4 separate regions of the Homo sapiens genome follow, and all the other regions are linked to region 4. A link is a contact called in ENCODE Hi-C or POLR2A ChIA-PET data. All regions are on one chromosome and are shown on one strand. The core of a region is the stretch at or near the end of the contact, and the rest is flanking DNA. Distances in the headings are between cores, read along the strand shown.

Region 1 (4,329 bases), core at 1,470-3,969, 86 kb before region 4:
ATTTCAGCCAGAATTTTCTAACAAAAGATGCTTAGGCCCTTGAGGAGCTCTAAAGAGCTGTGATTCACCAAGAGTACAGTAGACCTAAGGTTAGTGGAAGAGCGATCATTTTTGAGAGAAGCCTCTCACCAGATTTAAGAAGTGCCATTAGTGAAAGCAGCAGCTGCAGGAAAAGCAGCGGATACCAGCGTGATAGACAAGTGGGTGCCAGCAGCATGAAGCTGGGAGAGTCCTAGAGGGACACCATGTAACTCTGGGAAGTAGAAGGGGAAGTGTCACAGGCTTATTCTTTGAGGAGAGGAAATCCCAAGATCCCACAACTTGGAAAGGCATCTGCAGCCAGCCTGAACATCTCTCCACCTGTGCCCCTGCAGCATGGTTTCTGCCAGAGCCACCGTCAAGAGGGTAGGGAAGCCATCAGCAACCTTTCCAAAGTACTTCCTTTCTCACCAAATACGCTGGTCTACCATGGAGCTAAATGCAGTTCTCTTTGAGACAATGGGGGAATTTGAATACGGACTGGGAATTAGATGGTATCAAGGGATTACTGCTAATCTTTTTATATGTGGTAAAGGCAAATGGAAACGTCCTTTTCTGGGGAGTTTACTATTCTCTCCACTTTTGTGTAGTTTGACGATTTTCATGTAAGAGAAGAAGAAAGAAACATAGGCCACATTCCCCAGTGTTTGGGTTCAAGGACAATATGAATGGTACATAATGTCATACCCCAAATCATCCTCGGCTGCAGCAATCAAGCACTATCCCTTTGATGCTCTGACCTCAATTTGGACTCCCTGACCCTCAGAAGCTGGGGAATAGCCTTAGTTCAAGGGTCTTGAGCCTTGTTTTGACTGTTAGTCCCCCAGGGTCTTATCACCGCTTCTCCCAGGAAGCCTCTTGAAATGTCAGGCAAACACAAGTCCTGAGGGCCCTGCCTGACCTGTCAGAGTTCTTCTGGTGAGTACACAGATTCTTTCAATCCCCTGAGACCCCTTACTGCACCACACAGCCATTTTAAACAGCTTTCAGCTCTCACTTGCTATTTGAATCTTAATTCGAATGTCAGCCCGGGAGAGCACGCTGAGCAGGCCCGTGACAAGCTCACGCCATCTGCATTAGTATTTTCCTCCATCATCTTGACAGTTGAGAGTTGGCAGTATTACAATTCAGACGGCACTCTGCGTTTGAAAGGAAAATTATAGTTTTTCAGAACGCAGCTGGTGTGCAAGTGAATAGGGTGAAGTTTCTTCTGTGAAGGCTCTTCCTCATTTTATGATATGAAAATAATAAAATGTAGATTCAGCATGTGATTCTTACTTTACAAGAACCACCAAAAGGCACAGAATTTTGGAGACAAAGGCAAACAAAGCATTCTGTTCCATAGTAATAATTTTAATAAAAAGCAAAAACAGCAAAACAATCATTTATAAATGATTTCGTCTCTGTTGGAGAAGTTAACACTGTTATTGCTGTATAAACCACTTGGAAATGAGCTATTCTGGTGCCTAGTTAAGATGTATTCTTTTCAGCATATTTTCATTTTGCCAGTTAGGCAGGAAAAGCTACAGTCCACTTTCCTGGAGGGAATTTAGCTGAACTACTGCCCACAGGTGACAGTGAACTTTACAAATCACTCCAATAAGTTTAGTAGCAAAGTAAACATCTTTCTCAAGTGTTGAAATCACAGAAGTTAGACAGAACAAGCAGAGAAGCAGTCTTTTAGGTGTTAAACTTCATGCCACTTGTGCACATTACACTAGGACACTTGCTTCTGAGAAATACAACACAAATGCTACCTCCCTGGAACTAAGATGTTTCAGTGCTCACGTGTATCAGTTTCTTCTCTCTGTCTCCCAGCAGCAGTGGTGTGCTGACAAATGTTTAACAACCAGCTCTCGGGGAGGGGGGTCTTGATATAGAGTGTTTGCCAATCTCTGTGGTGTAAATACTCTCAATAGGGCCGATTCCCCAGCTACTGATGTGATGTCACTGAATGTTCAGGTTGGGAAGAGATGTGCAATAGCACGCCATTATATTGTAGCACACCATACCAATACAATAGATGTCAGTATCCTCAAGAACATAGATAATAGTAAAATAATTAGGAAGTGATGAGTTTTGAGTATTTATTACTGTTTTTAACATACTTTATTTAATTGCAGGTTAATATAATCTCTAATGGTCACTGTGGCTGTGTTTACCAACCAGCTTACAAAATTCCTGGAAATTCAACAATCCACTCTCATGGGCCAGTGCAAACCACTTCGGCACACCACTGGAACTCGGGACCTCAAGGTGGGACTAAGCAAACCAGGCACCCGCCTAGTCCTGCCTCCACAGTGACCGTTATCAGCTCTGCAGAATGATTAAGGGCCCCAGCTCTCCCCTTGCAGATCAGTGTTCCTTCTAAATAGGAGATTACGGGAGTCCCACTCCGGATAGGCCCAGGACAGCAGAATTTTAGCAGCTTTATTGGTTAGTTCCATCTGATCTCAGGGCTGTCATCCCTGCCAAGTCCAGATGGTGCTGTCAGACTATCAGAGTTCCCCACACAGCCCCTCCTTCCCCCAGCCTTCTGCACTCCCCTCACCCTCTATTTGACAGGTTTAATTCACGTCCCTGGCACCACCTCCTTCCATTTGATGCGAAGCCAGCAAACCTAATACAGGAAGAGCCAAAAAACCCAGGTGCTAAATCATCCAAGGTCAGGCTGCTTTCCAGGTCGGCTTTCCAGCCCCCCAGTTGTCTGAGGCAGTCTCTCCTCCAGGATTTTTCTTAGCCAAATACGTTCGCTAGATCTTGCACATAGCGTCATAAAATCTCAAGGATGGATGGGACCTTCCAGTCATTAGCCTGAACCACAGCATGCTTGAGCTACCGCCAGCCCTGCCCCCAGCAGCTCTTTTTCCCAGCTGTAAAGCTGCTGTCTGCCAGCTTTTATCCCTTGGCACTGAGCCATGATCACAAGAAGGCGATGCTTGTGTTGCTCACAGTGGGGGAAGCAAGAGGAAAGGAACCTATGGAAAGCCAGGCATGTGGTTAAGTGCGACACATTCAAGTTTGTTTATGTATCACATTTATAGGTGACAAAATTAAGGTTTAACAAGTTGAAGTAAAGTGTCCCTGGGTCACACAAGCTTTAAGTTACCTGGATTTGAACTGGATCTGACTCAGACTAGTACCATTCACATTAGCCCACGCTGCCTTCCAAAAGGTGTACCCCTGACAACGAGTGGTGAATATGGTCATTGTGATGCCTGGCTTGTGCAGTGGGAATTAAAAATGCATCACCTTAAGAGATGGCACTCGAATTCCGCTTGGGGAGGGAACTGTCTTCGTCCAGGAAAATGTTTTTAATAAGCCACCCATGGTAAAAGGTGAAGTCATGACGGTTAGGGTGTTGGCAGGAATCAAATTAAGAAAAGGAATGGCTATCCATCTGGTTGTATGTGAGAATATAAATGGAACTGCTCTGTCCCAAGGACAGGAGACAGGGACCACGTGGAGTGGAAGGTGAGTGGAGATTCCTCCATAGTATATAAAAAGAACATTCTATAAATGGGGTGCCGAGTCTGCACTGTTGTAGCATCTGCCATTCCTTCCCACGTCACTGAGACACACGCAGGCACACACACTCACTCGCTTGAATTTTGCTATGTGGAAATGGGCGAGGAAACTGAGCTTCATGTCTCAGCTGATGCATTGCAGGGATAAGACGCTATTTAAAATGAGGTAGCAGAAGTGTGGAGTCAGCAGTGGCTGCAAAAATATAAGTCTTTGAGAAATCACAGAAATCTAGAGGTTCAGAAACAGAGCCCAGTTATCAGACCTCTCTGGATGTCAAGAGGCAAGGAGCCCTCAGCTGACATTTGGGTTACAATAGGGATGAATCTGTGCCTAATGTCTGGCTGCAAGGGGAACGCACTGTGGAACAGAAAGTGGGGGGAAACTTTTGACCTTGTTGCTGATTGAAACTGGAGCATGTGCATCGAACAGGATTTCTTCTTGGGTGTGCCTAATGCAATAGGTTTAGGAGCTGCAAACCCTTGGTTTCCAGGACATTCTGCAGTGAGGGAACATCAGCCGAATTGGAGCCAAATAAGCTTTCAGTTAGCTTGGCATGGGCTTTCTTCCTCACATCCCACCACTGAAAGTGTGGGGTAGAGTTAAATGGTCTTGGCTGGTCTAAAGACGGTGCGGGCCATGAGCCAGCTTGCATCATGGAAATATACATGCCTTTGGGGCTCTCACCTAGAAGCCATCCAAGTGCTGAACCCTTGACAGCTGGCACATCAACACCGTGTTGATCCAGAACAGAGGCTCATCAGA
Region 2 (3,859 bases), core at 16-2,515, 120 kb after region 4:
TATATGATATGTTATATAAATTTTTTCCCCCTTAGAGATGGGTGTCTCACTATGTTGACCAGGCTGGTCTCAAACTCTTGGCCTCAAGTGATCCTCCCATCTCAACCTCCCAAAGTGCTAGGTATGTGAGCCACCACGCCCAGCCTGCCTTCATTTTTGAAGAGTATTTTTTATTAGATATACAGTCTGGATTGATAATTCTGTTTTATTTTAGCACTTTAAAGATGTTCACTGTCTTATGACCTCCATCATTTCTGATGAGAAATCCACAGTCATTTCCTAGTCGATGTTTACCTGCATGTGATATGTAGTTTTTCTCTAGCTTTTTTCTATCTTTATTTTCAAGAATTTGATTATGATGTATCTAAGTGTGGTTTTTCCTTCCATTTATTTTTATTGGGGTTTACTGAGCTAATTGAATTTGTTAAATTTGTCTTTTACTAAATTTTCAAAGATTTTAGTCATTATTTCTTCTATTTTTTTCTGCCCTTTTCTCTCTTTATTCTTCCAGAAATCACAGATATACATTAGACCTTTTGAGATTGTCCCACAGCTTTCTGAGGCTCTGTTCTTTTTTTCATAAGCTTTTGATTCTTCAGATTGGTTACTGATCCGCCTTTAAGTTTACTGATTCTTTACTTATTCATTTCCATTTCAATATTAAGGCCATCCATTGATATATTTTTCTTTTGGATATTTTTCCATTCTAAAATTTTGATTTTTTTATTTTTCTCTTGAGATTTCCTTTATTATATTTCCATTCAAGTTTTTTTTAACTTTATTTCATTGAGCATAAATAATTATAATAGCTGTTTTAAAATCCTTGTCTCATAATTCCAGCAACTCAGTCTTTTTTGGAGTGGGCATCTGTAGATTTCCCTTTCTGCCAAGAATGGGCTGTATTTTCTGTTACTTGTGTGCCAGGTAATTTTGGATTGTGTCCTAGACATTGTGAATATTATGTTTTTATAGACTCTGGGTTCTATAATAATCTATAGAATATTGATATCTGTACTTTAGCTGGCTTAACTGTGTTACACTGTAAGCTTTCTCTTTCACCTTTTGTGAGTAGTGGTTCCAATTTCAATTTGATCCTTAAGCCTCTACTTTGATGCAGATCTGTATATGCATGGTTCAGGCCTCAGCCTGGCACATTTGTGCTGTGTTATACACAGGATTATGTATTATGTCTTTCAACTTTCTCTCTTACAGGATTGCCTTTTCTCTCTGGTGGCTGGCTGTGTTTACCTTGGGTCTTTGCCCTAGTTCCTCCTGACGGAAGAACAGCTTTAGCTGTCTGCACTCCACATCTATTGCCTAATCTTGGGGCAAAGCTGCAGCAAAACAGGAAATTCACCCACATTCTTCCCAAGTTTTGACTTACCTTCCCAACCTGCCTATTGTATTTACCCTTTGGAATGCTCAGAAAGCTATTTTTTTTCTCACCATAATACTTTATAGTTATCAGCAGAAGGTTGGTCTATAGGGGTATCACACTGCCAAACAGGAAGTGGAACTCAAATGGGTATGATTAGGGAACTCCAGAAAGGACCTTTCTTGAGCTAACTGGTGCCACCAGATTAGATTCATCGATACTTTCTTTGTCCAGAATTTCGGTTGATGGCTGCTGTAATAAATTATCCAAATACATTTTGGGATGCCTGGATCTATTGGCTTTACCGATCAGACTACTTTTTGCCTATTAAGAATATAGAATCAGTGCACCTATAAATAAAAATATGTACCATGCTATTGAGTGAATGTCAGAGTATGTGAAGAGAGTGCCTTTACTCTCTCTATTGAAACTGAAGTATTCATGAAAAAATAATTAAAAGCTTTTTTTTTGTTTGTTTAATTTACTGTTTTGTAATAGTTGAAGCTATGTGGGAGTACAGTGCCTCATACCAAAGCTGTCACCTTTCTTATTAGTCACCATTGAGTATTCCTTTGTTTTTACTTTGTTTTATTTTATTTTTAATTGACAATAATTGTATATATTTATGGGGTACAGTGTGATGTTTCAGCACATGTATACATTGTAGAATGTTCAAATTAGGCTAATTAGTTTATCACTTCAGATATCATTTGTGGTAAGAACATTTAAAATCCTCTCAGCTATTTTGAAATATACAATATATTATTAACTGTAGTCATTGGGATGTGCAATAGAACACCAGAACTTTGTACCCATTGACCAGTGTCTCCTCTTTGCCTGTTCCCACTTCTGGTAACCACCATTCTATTCTCTGCTTTTATGAGTTTGGGGTTTTTTTTAGAATCCACATGTAAGTGAAATTATACAGTATTTTCTATCTGTGGCTGGCTTATTTCACTTAGCATAATACCCCCTAGACAGAATTTCCTGTTCTTTAAAGACTGAATAATATTCCATTGTGTATGTGTACCATGTCTCTTTTCTTAGCTGTAGTACTAGTGATTTTATGAATCTGGGAGCATTGGAGTTAGGTGCATGTATATTTAGGTTTGTTATATCTTCTTGTTGAATTGGTCCTTTTATCATTATATAATCGTGTCTTTTTTTTTTTTTTAACTGTTGTTGTTTTACAGTCTTTTTTATATGATATATGAATAGCTACTCCTGCTTGCTTTTGGCTTCCATTTGCCAGAAATATCTTTTTTCACTCCTTTATCTTGAGTCTTTAAGAATCCTTACATGTTAGGTATGTCTTCTGAAGACAGCAGATACTTGGTTTGTGATTTTTTTTAAATCCATTCAGCCAGTGTATATCTTTCAAGTGGAACATTTAGACCATGTACATTCAACATTAATATTGAAATGTGAGACTGTTCCAGTCATGCTGTTGATTGTTACATAGTGACTTTGTTTTCTTCCTTGTGTTATTGTTTCACAAGCCCTGTGAAATTTATACTTTCAGGAGTTTCTATTCTTTTGCGCATCAACCTTTTGTTTCAAGAACTCCTTTTAGCATTTCTTGTAGGCAGGCCTATTATTGACAAGCTTCCTTAGCATTTCCTTTTCTGAGAGACTTTATTTCTCCTTCACTTATGAAACTTAGTTTTTTTTTTGTTTTTTTTTTTTTTGCTAGATACAAAATTCTTGGCTGACAGTTATTATGTTAAGGAGTAAAGGTAGGACCGCAAGCCCTCTGGCTTGTAAGGTTTCTGCTGAGAAGTCTGCTGTCAGTCTGATAGGTTTTCTTATATAGGTTACCTGATGCTTTTGTCTAACTGCTCTTAGACTTCTTTCTTTCACTTTGACTTTAGATAATCTGATGACTCCATGCCTTTGGTGATGTCCTTTTTGCAGTGAATCTCCCAGAAGTTCTTTGAGCTTCTTGTATTTCTAGCAAGACCAGGGAAATTTTCCTTAATTATTTCCTCAAATAGGTTTTCCAAATTTTAACTTTTTCTTCTCCCTTAGGAACACCTATGATTCTTAGGTTTGGCTCTTTTACATAATCCCATATATTTTGGAGACTGTTCATTTCTTTTCATTTTTTTTCTTTATTTTTATCTGATGAGGTTAACCTGAAAGCCTTGTCTTCGACCTCTGAAATTATTTTTTTCTACCTGGTCTAGTCTGTTGTTAAAACTTTCTACCACATTTTGTAGTTCTCTAAATAGGTCTTTTATTTCCAAAGTTCTGATTGGCTTTGCTTTAAAATACTTGTCTCTTTAGAAAATTTTTCCTTCATATCCTGAATTGTTTTTTTAAATTTTTTCTGTTGCATTTTCACCTTGTATTTCTTTGAGTAAACTCACAATTAACTTTTTGAATTATGTTATTATTGAAATGGAGTCTTGCTATGTCACCCAGGCTGGAGTGCAGTGGCACCATCTTGGCTCAACCTCCACCTGTTGGGTTCAAGCCATTCTC
Region 3 (4,454 bases), core at 916-3,415, 76 kb after region 4:
AAGAGGTAGAAGTAGCTCGTATAGCATCTTCTCTGTATTTTCACGATACAGCTTTCTGTTCATTGTATTACCAGAGAGGTGTGAAGAACAACCTAATCTTGAAGTGTATTGTTGAATCATAGATGTTTTTATGTGGCTATCTATTCCTTACTTAATCCTTCATTTTCAAGAAGATTGTGTCGTAAAAGCCCTTAAAATTTGGTACCCTTTATGTACATTGGTGGTCTGAGATTCATTTTTCTCACCTCTTTACAACTAATTTCAAGCAGCTATGTTACCACTTTATTAAAAAAAACACACACACACACAAAATGAAATTCAGTTTTGCATCCACTTTGCTGCTTTTTTGGGGACAGATTTGTTTTTCTTTTCTCTTGATTATACCCTTTTTACCCTGTCTATACATTCTGCAGTCTATCTCCATTTTTTAAATCCCGTCTTTTGTCTCTTCTCTTTTCATTAGTTCTGTTTTCTCTATATTTGTCTTTTTTTTTTTAAATTCTTTGGGTTATAAGTCTTATTGTGTAATTCATACATGTGTCTTAATTATCTTAAAGGTAAATATTTACATCAGGGAAAAGCAGATTACTGGCTAAATATAGTTTAAAAAATATAATTTTCTTTCTCTGCTTTTCAGCTTAACCTTTTCTCAATTTTGTTTCCCTTTCTTCAGTTCAGAGAAATGATCTTTGACTTGAAAGGAACTAAAGGATTATAGGGCTTAGTTTCAACAGTTATCTAAACTTAGTAGCAGTGGGCTCTAATAGAACTGAGAAAATAGCTAAGAAGTTTAAAACCACATGAAGGCCACCTGACTATCCTGGGGAAATAACTACAGTTAATTCATAGAAGAGTTTTTAGGGGTGTAGGGGTTGGGGAATCTTTGTCTTGCCTGGGAATGGGAAGTTGTAAAGCCTCAGTGACCATAGAGATTGGGTTCTCCTGGTTTGTGAGGAAATAACAAATTCACTGCTAAGAGACTAACTTTTGAAACTTACAGGATTGTGATTTTTTTTTCTTTAAAAATTTCTTTTGAGACAGGATCTTGCCCTTTTGCCCAGTGCAGTGGTGCTCTCATAGCCTACTGGGCTCAGGTGATTCTCCAGAGTAGCCAGGATGACAGCACATGCCACCATGCCTGGCTAAGTTTTTGAAATTTTTTGTGGAGATGGAGTTCTCACTATGTTGCCTGGACTGGTCTTGAACTCCTGGCCTCAAGTGATCATCCTGCCTTGGCTTCCCAAAGTGTTGAGATTAGAGGTGTGAGCCACCACGTCTCACAAATTATGAATTTTTTTCTATTCCTATTCTGTAGCTTAGTATAAGGGACCATAACATAGTTGACTGATCTTTCTTTTCAAAGGGTATTCTTTTTGGGGGGGCTATATTAGTATTATGTTATATTTATTTGTAAATTGCTTGTTAATCTCTGGTATCCCATTTTGGTCATTTTCTTTAAAAAATATGTAGAAAAACTGGAGAGGTTTGAGGGAACATAAAATATAACATTAAATGATGAACAGTGTTGTAGGAGTCGTAGGTATTACCTTAAAGAAGGAAGATAAGAGTATAATTTTAATGCTAGTCTTAAGTAAATGCATGATTTTTGTAAAGAAGATGATGACTGTTTATCTGTGTTTCTGTACAAACTAAACAGGAAGTAGGACTGAAGGATAAGCAAGAGTTTGGTTGGACCGAAATAAGAATGTCATATTTATTGAAGTGAAAAAACACTGATACAGCTTCCCAAGGGAGACTTTAGAGTTTGTCACTTCTGAAGCACTTGAATAGATGAGGTTGCTAGCATTTGTCATTTTAACTCATGGTAGATAAGAACTCGAGTTGAAGGCTGGAAGAGGATATGATCAAGTTTAGCTGAGGGACGAGTCAGAGCAAAGCTGGGTAGAATCAGGAATTAAGGGAATTAATATAAGTACTAACGTGAGATCCAAGAGTGAAGAAATGGATTAGTGCCATTGAGTGATTGTCGAGACAGAGGTGAATTATGAATGTGAGGCATTCCATTAGACAAACCAAGGTTAGAAAGCTAAGGTATTCAGAAGATTAGAAAGATTGAGTTAGATAGAAGTGAGAGTCTGATTCAGGGAGATAACACTGCAGAAGCTGAAAGAAGTTTTGGCCTAGAGCCCTGACGTTAATACTGTTTGAGCAGTGTGGTTGCAGCTGCCTTTTGTTGAGACATACAGTGTTCTCTGTTCTCTTTTTAAAGTTGGAAGAGAACATTTTGTTGTTGTTGGCCTCTTTTTTCTTTTCCAGATCTAAACTACTTTAAAAAAATAACATTATACCTAGAAATTTAAAAAAAATTATATATGGTGAAATTTACTCTTTGGTGTGTAATTCTATTAGTTTCAACAAACACAGCGTAACCATCACTGTAATCAAAATAGAGAACAGTATTCCAGATTGTCACTTGGTAGTCAGCCCTTTCCCTCATCCCCAGGCCTTTGCAACTACTGATCTGTTTGTGTCCCTATAATTTTGCCTTTTCCAAAATGCCATATAAATGGGACTCATATAGTACATGGCCTTCTGAGTCTGGCTTTTTTGCTTTAGTATAATGTATTTGAGAGCTATCCATGTCGTTGTGCATATCAGCAGTTTTGTTTCATTTCATTGCATATATTCCATCACACGGATTTATCAGAGTTTAATCACTATTTGAAAGACATGTTTTTGTTAGTTGTATGATCATTTGACCATCAAGTTACTTTCTTTTCGGCTTAGACTTGACAGATATTGAGCTATAACACTCAAGTAGTAACATAATAGTCAAGTTAAGCTGCCTTGTGAGTGGATTATGTAGGTGAGCCATCTGTTTCTTGGGAATTCGTTATGATATAGTAAAACTTTATCTCTAACTTAAAGTTTCTAAAAGGATTGATTGGCACTATGATTTAAAAGCAAGATATGTCTGTTAATCCCTTAATAGGATGTACTTTTTAAGTATCTTTAACATTTAGGGGAATTGTTTACTATACCACAGTCAATATGCCAATTACATATTTTAATCCATTAAGAGTAAATTTCTTAACACTCTAGGCTTAATTTGATGATCAATGTATTTAAAAGTAATAAAAACTTGTATTTGTTCAAAAAGGGTATTTCAAGGACCTAAGCAGGCATTGGAATAGTTGTTATCCACATGTTCATTCGGTCAACTAGCCAGACAAGCAGACTGCCTTTGAGTACTTACTGTGTGTTGTGGTCTCAGTAGCTATTTAACCTATTGTCCAAGCTAGAAACTTCTGAGAATGAAAGTGGTGCTATTCTTAACTATGTTTGGGGAACAGTTATAAAGCAGGATTGAAACTCCAAGTATGGTTGCTCTAGATCTGTGGTGCATGCAAATGCTGTGCCTGAGCAGTTACCAGGAACAGCATCCTAAGAAGTTGGGAGAAAACAAGGCAAACAAATCTTTTGAAGTTGGATTGCCAAAATAAACTGGGAGAGGTTAAAAAAATAAAAGATGAAGGCATGGTATAAAGCCAAAGAAGTCAGGGACAAGAGGAATCCAGCTCCTGAGATGAATATGCATTGAAAGCTAAGGAAGAGCAGAGAATTGTCTATGATGATTCCCTTTACCAACGGGCATATACTTGGCAATAGTAATAGATTTCACCATTTGGAATGTTTAGCTATTTATGACAGGGACTGCTCTCCCCAGGAGTCTGAAATTAATATTAGCATTTTTGGTTTATTTGTACTTAATCAGGTAATGGCTTTTTTGTTAGGCTATTTTCAACCTAAGATAAATATGCAGGGTACTTTGTGTTGACATAAAATTTTAGCTAGAAATAAAGTTTTGGAATAGTTAAAATGCACTTTATTTGAAGTAATAAATACTTTTTAATGATGGGAATAACAACATTTAAGTTTATTGTTGATCTTTGACACATCTTCATTTCTGATGCATTTTCTTTTCTTTCTTTTTTTTTTTTTGAGACAGAGTCTCACTCCATCACCCAGGCTGGAGTGCAGTGGCATGATCTTGTTTCACTGCACCTCTGCCTCCCAGGCTCAAATGATTCTCCTGCCTCACCCTCCCCTGTAGGCGGGATTACAAGCGTGTGCCACCACGCCTGGCTAATTTTTGTATTTTGTATTTTGTATTTTTTTCTTTTTCAGTAGAGATGGGATTTCACCATGTTGGCCAGGCTGGTCTCGAACTCCTGACCTCAAATTATCCACCCGCGTTGGCCTCCCAAAGTGCTGAGATTACAGGTGTGAGCCGCTGTGCACAGCCATTTCTGATGGATTTTCTATATCTTGATTACCTTGATTTTTTTCTGAAGTTTATGAATTGCTGGTATTTGTTTGCTCTCTTCTACTTAACAGTGACACCTGGTTTTCAGTTGGGTTCCACTTTCCTTCCTTCTGGAATTAACTTCTGTTTTAGGGTATCTTGATTGATTTTTGGAAAATGTGGTCAA
Region 4 (4,361 bases), core at 1,138-3,637:
TATGTTGCCCAGGCTAGTCTTGAACTCTTGTGCTCACGCAATCTTCCGCCTCTGCCTAAGTGTTGGGAGACCATAGACAGACTGTACGTTATTTATTTTTTAGAGATGGGGGCTTGCTGTGTTGCCCGGGCTGCACTTGAACTCCTGGGCTCAAGTGATCCTATCCTCCTGCCTCAGCCTCCTTAATAACTGGGATTACAGTCAAGCGCCACTGTGCCCGGCTGAGACTGCATCTTATTTATCTTACTCATTGCTACTATCTAGTTCAAGCCATCATTCTGTACCTGGGTAATGGAGCCTCTGGCTTCCACCATTGTCCTCTTAGTTCTGCTCTTAGCACGGCGGCCAGAGTGATCTTTTGAAAGCACGAGTCAGATCCTATCACTCCTCTGTTCAAAGCCCAGCAGTGGTTCTGTTTCAGCCAAGATTCCTACAGCTCCCTACTTGAGACCCCTCTCTCTGATCTTATCTCCTCATTAGGCTCCCATTTGCTCACGGCTCCAACCGTCCTGGCCTTCTCATTATTTTTAACACTTCCCGAGGCTTTTGTCTCCAGGCCTTTCCACCAGCTAGCTGTTCCTTCTGCCTGGGACACTCTTCCCCAGACAACTGCATGGCTGACTCCCTCAGCTCTTTCAGGTCTCCGATTTAAAGTCATTTTATAAATGAGGCCCATGCTGACGGCTCTATTTAAAATTGCAGGCCAGGCGCGGTGGCTCAGGCCTGTAATGCCAGCACTTTGGGAGGCCGAAGAGCGCGGATCACTTTTGAGTTCGGGAGTTTGAGACCAGCCTGGCCAACATGGTGAAACCCCATCTCTACTAAAAATACAAAAATTAGCCGGGTGTGGTAGCGCGCGCCTGTAATCCCAGCTACTTAGGAGGCTGAGGCAGGAGAATCACTTGAACCCGGGAGTTGCAGTGAGCTGAGATCGCGCCACTGCACTCCAGCCTGGGCGGGAGAGCAGGATTCCCTCTTAAAAAAAAATTGCAAACCCCCTTCCTCCAGTTTTCCTCATACCCCTTACCCTGGTGTATTTTTTTTTCCCCATATGCCTTCTAACATATTACATAATTCTCTTACATTTATCATCTTTCTCCTTATATTAGAATGAAAGCTCCAACAGGGAAGGGTATTTGTTTTCTCTCTCTCTTCTGTTTACTGATACATCCCAAGCACTAAAATAGTGTCTGGCAACCTTAGTAGTGATTGGCAAATATTTGTTGAGTGAATGAGTACATGAATCTTCAGAATCTTGCTAGTCTTATAAAGAAAAGGAATATGTGAATACTTTGAATCTCCAGTGCCTAGAAATGCTTGACCAAACGGCAGGTGTTCAATGTTTACTGAAGGAATTGTGTGCTCAGATCTGCTGGAGGTCTTTATCTGAACCCTTTGAGACTATGTCAAAAAAGTACCCAGGGCCAATTCACTCATGCCTCTCCTTTTCCTCTCATCCAATCAGCCTAGTATTCATCTAACAAATATCTAAGTCTCCAAATATTGAGCCACCCATTGTGAGTTCAAAAGCGTGTTTGGCGCTGCAGGGGAATATGTGACTAACGCGAATGAAGCAACAGCAAATACTACACTGGAATGTAATTAAGTGTGAAATTATAGGGCAGATTATCAGTGCTAATAGTTTAGAGAAAGAATCAGTGAAGACTGACGTAGAAGTAAATTCCAAAGTTCACTCGTCGACCAAACTACCCTTCTAAACGCTCCACCTACTGATAGTAGTACCATAACCTGGGTAGCTACCTTGAGAATTAGAAGGGCCTTTAGAGGTCCAACTCCTTTAAGAAAGAAAGAAAGACCAGGCACGGGAAAGGCCTCCGCAGACATGAGTCTAGCACCTGGGACTCATGAAGTTCTGAAAAGAGGGGTGTCCTGAAGGTCCAAGGCGCCTTTGTTGGGGGTCCCGGAATCCGCGGTGTGCCAGGTCGGAAAAGGCGTCCGCTTTCCTGGAGAGGAGGCTAAGGTGCCGGGCGCTTCGGTGAGGTGGCGGATGTTGGGGGGCGGGGGAGGGCAGAAGGCACCATTCCTTCGGGGCATGGGGCCCCAGGTATCCGTGGGCAGGGTCCAAAGCCACCGATCCCTACTGTCCTCAACTGCGGGGTTGCCTCCGCCGCCTTTGCTCCCAGACGCCACTCCGAGGCACAAGGACCCCAAGTCGCTCGGAACTGCCGGCCGCTAGATGACACCGGCTGCGCCGATGCAGAGCCTCGGGAGTCTCAGGGCACTACTTGTCCCAGCGGAGGGATCCTGCGTGCGTCGAAGCGACCGTGACCGCGCAGGGACTTGACGCCGCTGACGCCGGGCCGGCGGCGCAGCGACGCCGCAGGAGGCGGTGGCGGCGAGGGCGGGCGGGGGATGCGGGTCGGGAAGTAGTTCCGGGTGCGCGGCCCCGGATGTTGGCTGCTCTTGCTGCCGCCGCCGCTCTCGGGGCTGCTCGGGGCCTCGACCGCTCGCAGTAGGCACCGTTGGGACCTTTCCCGGGGGGGCGGAGACGCACGGAGCGGCCGGGGGCTCGGCCGGGCCGTCCCGGCCTGCGCAGCCTGAGGTAAGTGCCCCCCGCCAGGGCGGCCGGGCCTGGGCGGCGGGCGAGGAGGCGGGGCTGTGGCATCTCCCGGGACGGAGGCAGGGGCTGTCCTCCGCGAGACGCCCTCTCTCTTCCAGCCGCAGCCGCGTTGCGGGGTGGGCGGCGGGTGGGGCAGGGGGCCTGGGCCCCGGCTGGGGCCTGGCGGACGCCGAGGGCTGGGTCCTTCCCTCCCCCGCGGCGCTTCTCAGCTGCTGCTGCCCCTCAGCTGGGAAGCAGCGGCTTCGCGTCTCCCGCCCCTCCCCCAGGCGGGGCACCGGGGAACCAGACGTGGATCCCGGGGGCGCCTAGTCCGAGGGCAGCGACCGTCTCCTTCCCTCCATGACCTGTCCCTTGGCCTGGGCTAGCCCCCGACCCCGGCACTCTGCGGCTTCTTCCCTTTAAGCTTGGGGGCGCTTTTCTGCCGGCAGGGCGGGCTGTACCTCACGCCTTGGAGTGGCCCTTTGGGGAGAGGAGGCCCATGCGAGGGTGCTTGCGTTCCCGCCCATCCTGTGTCTGTGTCCTTTGCTGGGATTAGGGCAAAGGCAGCCGTTCCATGCGGACGTGTTGCTGTCCTGTGTGTGTTGCATCCTGCCCACGTGGTAGAGTGTCTCCCGCCCCCCCTCCCAGCTCCATTTTTGCAGCTGGTGAGGAGGGAGGTTAACGGGATGGTTTTTCCTCTGTGATTTCCTCCGGGTGGCGTGGAAGGTGTTAGGGTCAGTTTGCTTTGCCGAGGCCGGCTGTTGGTTAGATGAAGAATCGAGAGTTGTACTCTGAAATTGAGGCCAGTAGGGGACATAACAGGGCTTAGTTTCATTAACATCTTTTTTCCTCTTCCATTAGCTGCTCTTATTCTTTTCTCTGTTGCTTAATTATAGAGAATAAGCGCTTGCTACCGATGCATTCAGGTGTATAGTTTTCATTTCTCTGTTTTACTTTTTGTGTGTCTGGTTAGCAAAGGTTTTACTATTCCGTGTTGGTGCATTCCACGTCTGTGTTGTCCCTGGTTGGATTCCTGAATGAGTTAGAGCCATTCACTCTAATTCCTGAAGGAGTTAGAGATTGGTGGGCACCTTTTTGGTCTTTTTCTGAGATTTATTTGTGTGTGTTTTCTTCCTTCTATTTTGTTTCCCAGTGAAAAAGCGTGATGTCATAGGAGCGTTATATGCATAGCTCTTTTTCTCACAAGGCAGCACTAGTTTCACCTAGTCACTTATTTTGTAGAAGCTCTTTTACTTCACTTTTCCTCTTACTCTGTTGAGTACCCATTGCACACTCTTTTTTTGAAACTGGTTTGAAACATGGTTTGAGTAGTTTTTTTCTTAATGTCTCTTCCAGATTAGGGTTTCCATCTTCTGTTTTGCTGTTTTGAGACCACAGATTGTTCCCGCAATAACAGTGAGAGAAGCCTATTCCTCCTGGTCCCTAGCAAATATTTATAGAAAAGCAGTAACTCCTCTCTTTTTCTGAGTGGTATATATTATATAGACGTGATTAAGTTTTTTAGTTTCTTAGATAAATAGGAGGATTTCTCTTTTTGCTTTTGTGTCTCAGAATTGAGGTGAATCTTCTTGGTTTTGTGCTGCCGAGGACAAAACTGGGAAGTTTCTCATGCTTTCATTAGATTTTTTTTGGATGAGGCTAGAACGTGTTTATTTTGGCTCTTTTTTGTTCATTAGTTTGGGTAAAATAAAAAAACTTAATGTTTCAAAGTCACTTACTAGATTCCAAAGTGGCCTGCATTCTCACTTTTTCACATTGTACATTCTTTGAGTATATTTTT

Evidence for each region. A loop is a pair of places that touch in the nucleus more often than their neighbours do. ChIA-PET counts read pairs that join two places held with the same protein, here RNA polymerase II (POLR2A). Pooled maps may share reads with other maps.
Region 1: a map of sigmoid colon shows a loop between it and region 4 (5-fold over the local background). The contact joins the enhancer-like site here to the promoter of FOXJ3 in region 4. A Hi-C loop is called at or near these places in 2 of 168 maps with a recorded cell type or tissue (aorta and sigmoid colon) and 3 of 50 pooled maps. POLR2A ChIA-PET finds 5 or more read pairs at or near these places in 5 of 52 experiments (HEK293, MCF 10A, WTC11 and 1 more).
Region 2: a loop to region 4 is called in a map of endothelial cell of umbilical vein, with 2.4 times the contacts of the local background. The contact joins the enhancer-like site here to the promoter of FOXJ3 in region 4. A Hi-C loop is called at or near these places in 4 of 168 maps with a recorded cell type or tissue (Calu3, PC-9, endothelial cell of umbilical vein and 1 more) and 4 of 50 pooled maps. POLR2A ChIA-PET finds 5 or more read pairs at or near these places in 6 of 52 experiments (Caco-2, MCF 10A, OCI-LY7 and 3 more).
Region 3: a map of dorsolateral prefrontal cortex shows a loop between it and region 4 (8-fold over the local background). The contact joins the enhancer-like site here to the promoter of FOXJ3 in region 4. A Hi-C loop is called at or near these places in 5 of 168 maps with a recorded cell type or tissue (PC-9, adrenal gland, dorsolateral prefrontal cortex and 2 more), 12 of 37 single-sample maps with no recorded cell type and 8 of 50 pooled maps. POLR2A ChIA-PET finds 5 or more read pairs at or near these places in 2 of 52 experiments (WTC11 and endothelial cell of umbilical vein).

What each region holds. Positions count from the first base shown.
Region 1 is chr1:42,419,626-42,423,954 of GRCh38, reverse strand. It overlaps RIMKLA (ribosomal modification protein rimK like family member A), which reads right to left. Exons shown (of 5, transcript NM_173642.4): 5 at 1-4,329. Among named protein-coding and RNA genes, the nearest start is that of ZMYND12, 34 kb to the left of the region's middle. Within about 2 kb of position 2,719, at least 8 of the 41 ENCODE cell types and tissues checked have a DNase peak (open chromatin) inside an H3K27ac peak, as active enhancers do.
Region 2 is chr1:42,212,162-42,216,020 of GRCh38, reverse strand. The region is part of intron 5 of FOXJ3 (forkhead box J3); the gene reads left to right. Among named protein-coding and RNA genes, the nearest start is that of GUCA2A, 49 kb to the right of the region's middle. RefSeq lists an enhancer at 1,169-1,463. Within about 2 kb of position 1,265, at least 10 of the 41 ENCODE cell types and tissues checked have a DNase peak (open chromatin) inside an H3K27ac peak, as active enhancers do; they include PC-9 and endothelial cell of umbilical vein, where a contact is called at or near this core.
Region 3 is chr1:42,257,247-42,261,700 of GRCh38, reverse strand. The region is part of intron 4 of FOXJ3 (forkhead box J3); the gene reads left to right. Among named protein-coding and RNA genes, the nearest start is that of FOXJ3, 76 kb to the left of the region's middle. RefSeq lists a silencer at 2,208-2,257. Within about 2 kb of position 2,165, at least 6 of the 41 ENCODE cell types and tissues checked have a DNase peak (open chromatin) inside an H3K27ac peak, as active enhancers do; they include dorsolateral prefrontal cortex and gastrocnemius medialis, where a contact is called at or near this core.
Region 4 is chr1:42,333,261-42,337,621 of GRCh38, reverse strand. FOXJ3 (forkhead box J3) reads left to right here and starts at 2,387. Exons shown (of 13, transcript NM_014947.5): 1 at 2,387-2,563. RefSeq lists a silencer at 2,351-2,870 and an enhancer at 2,455-3,412.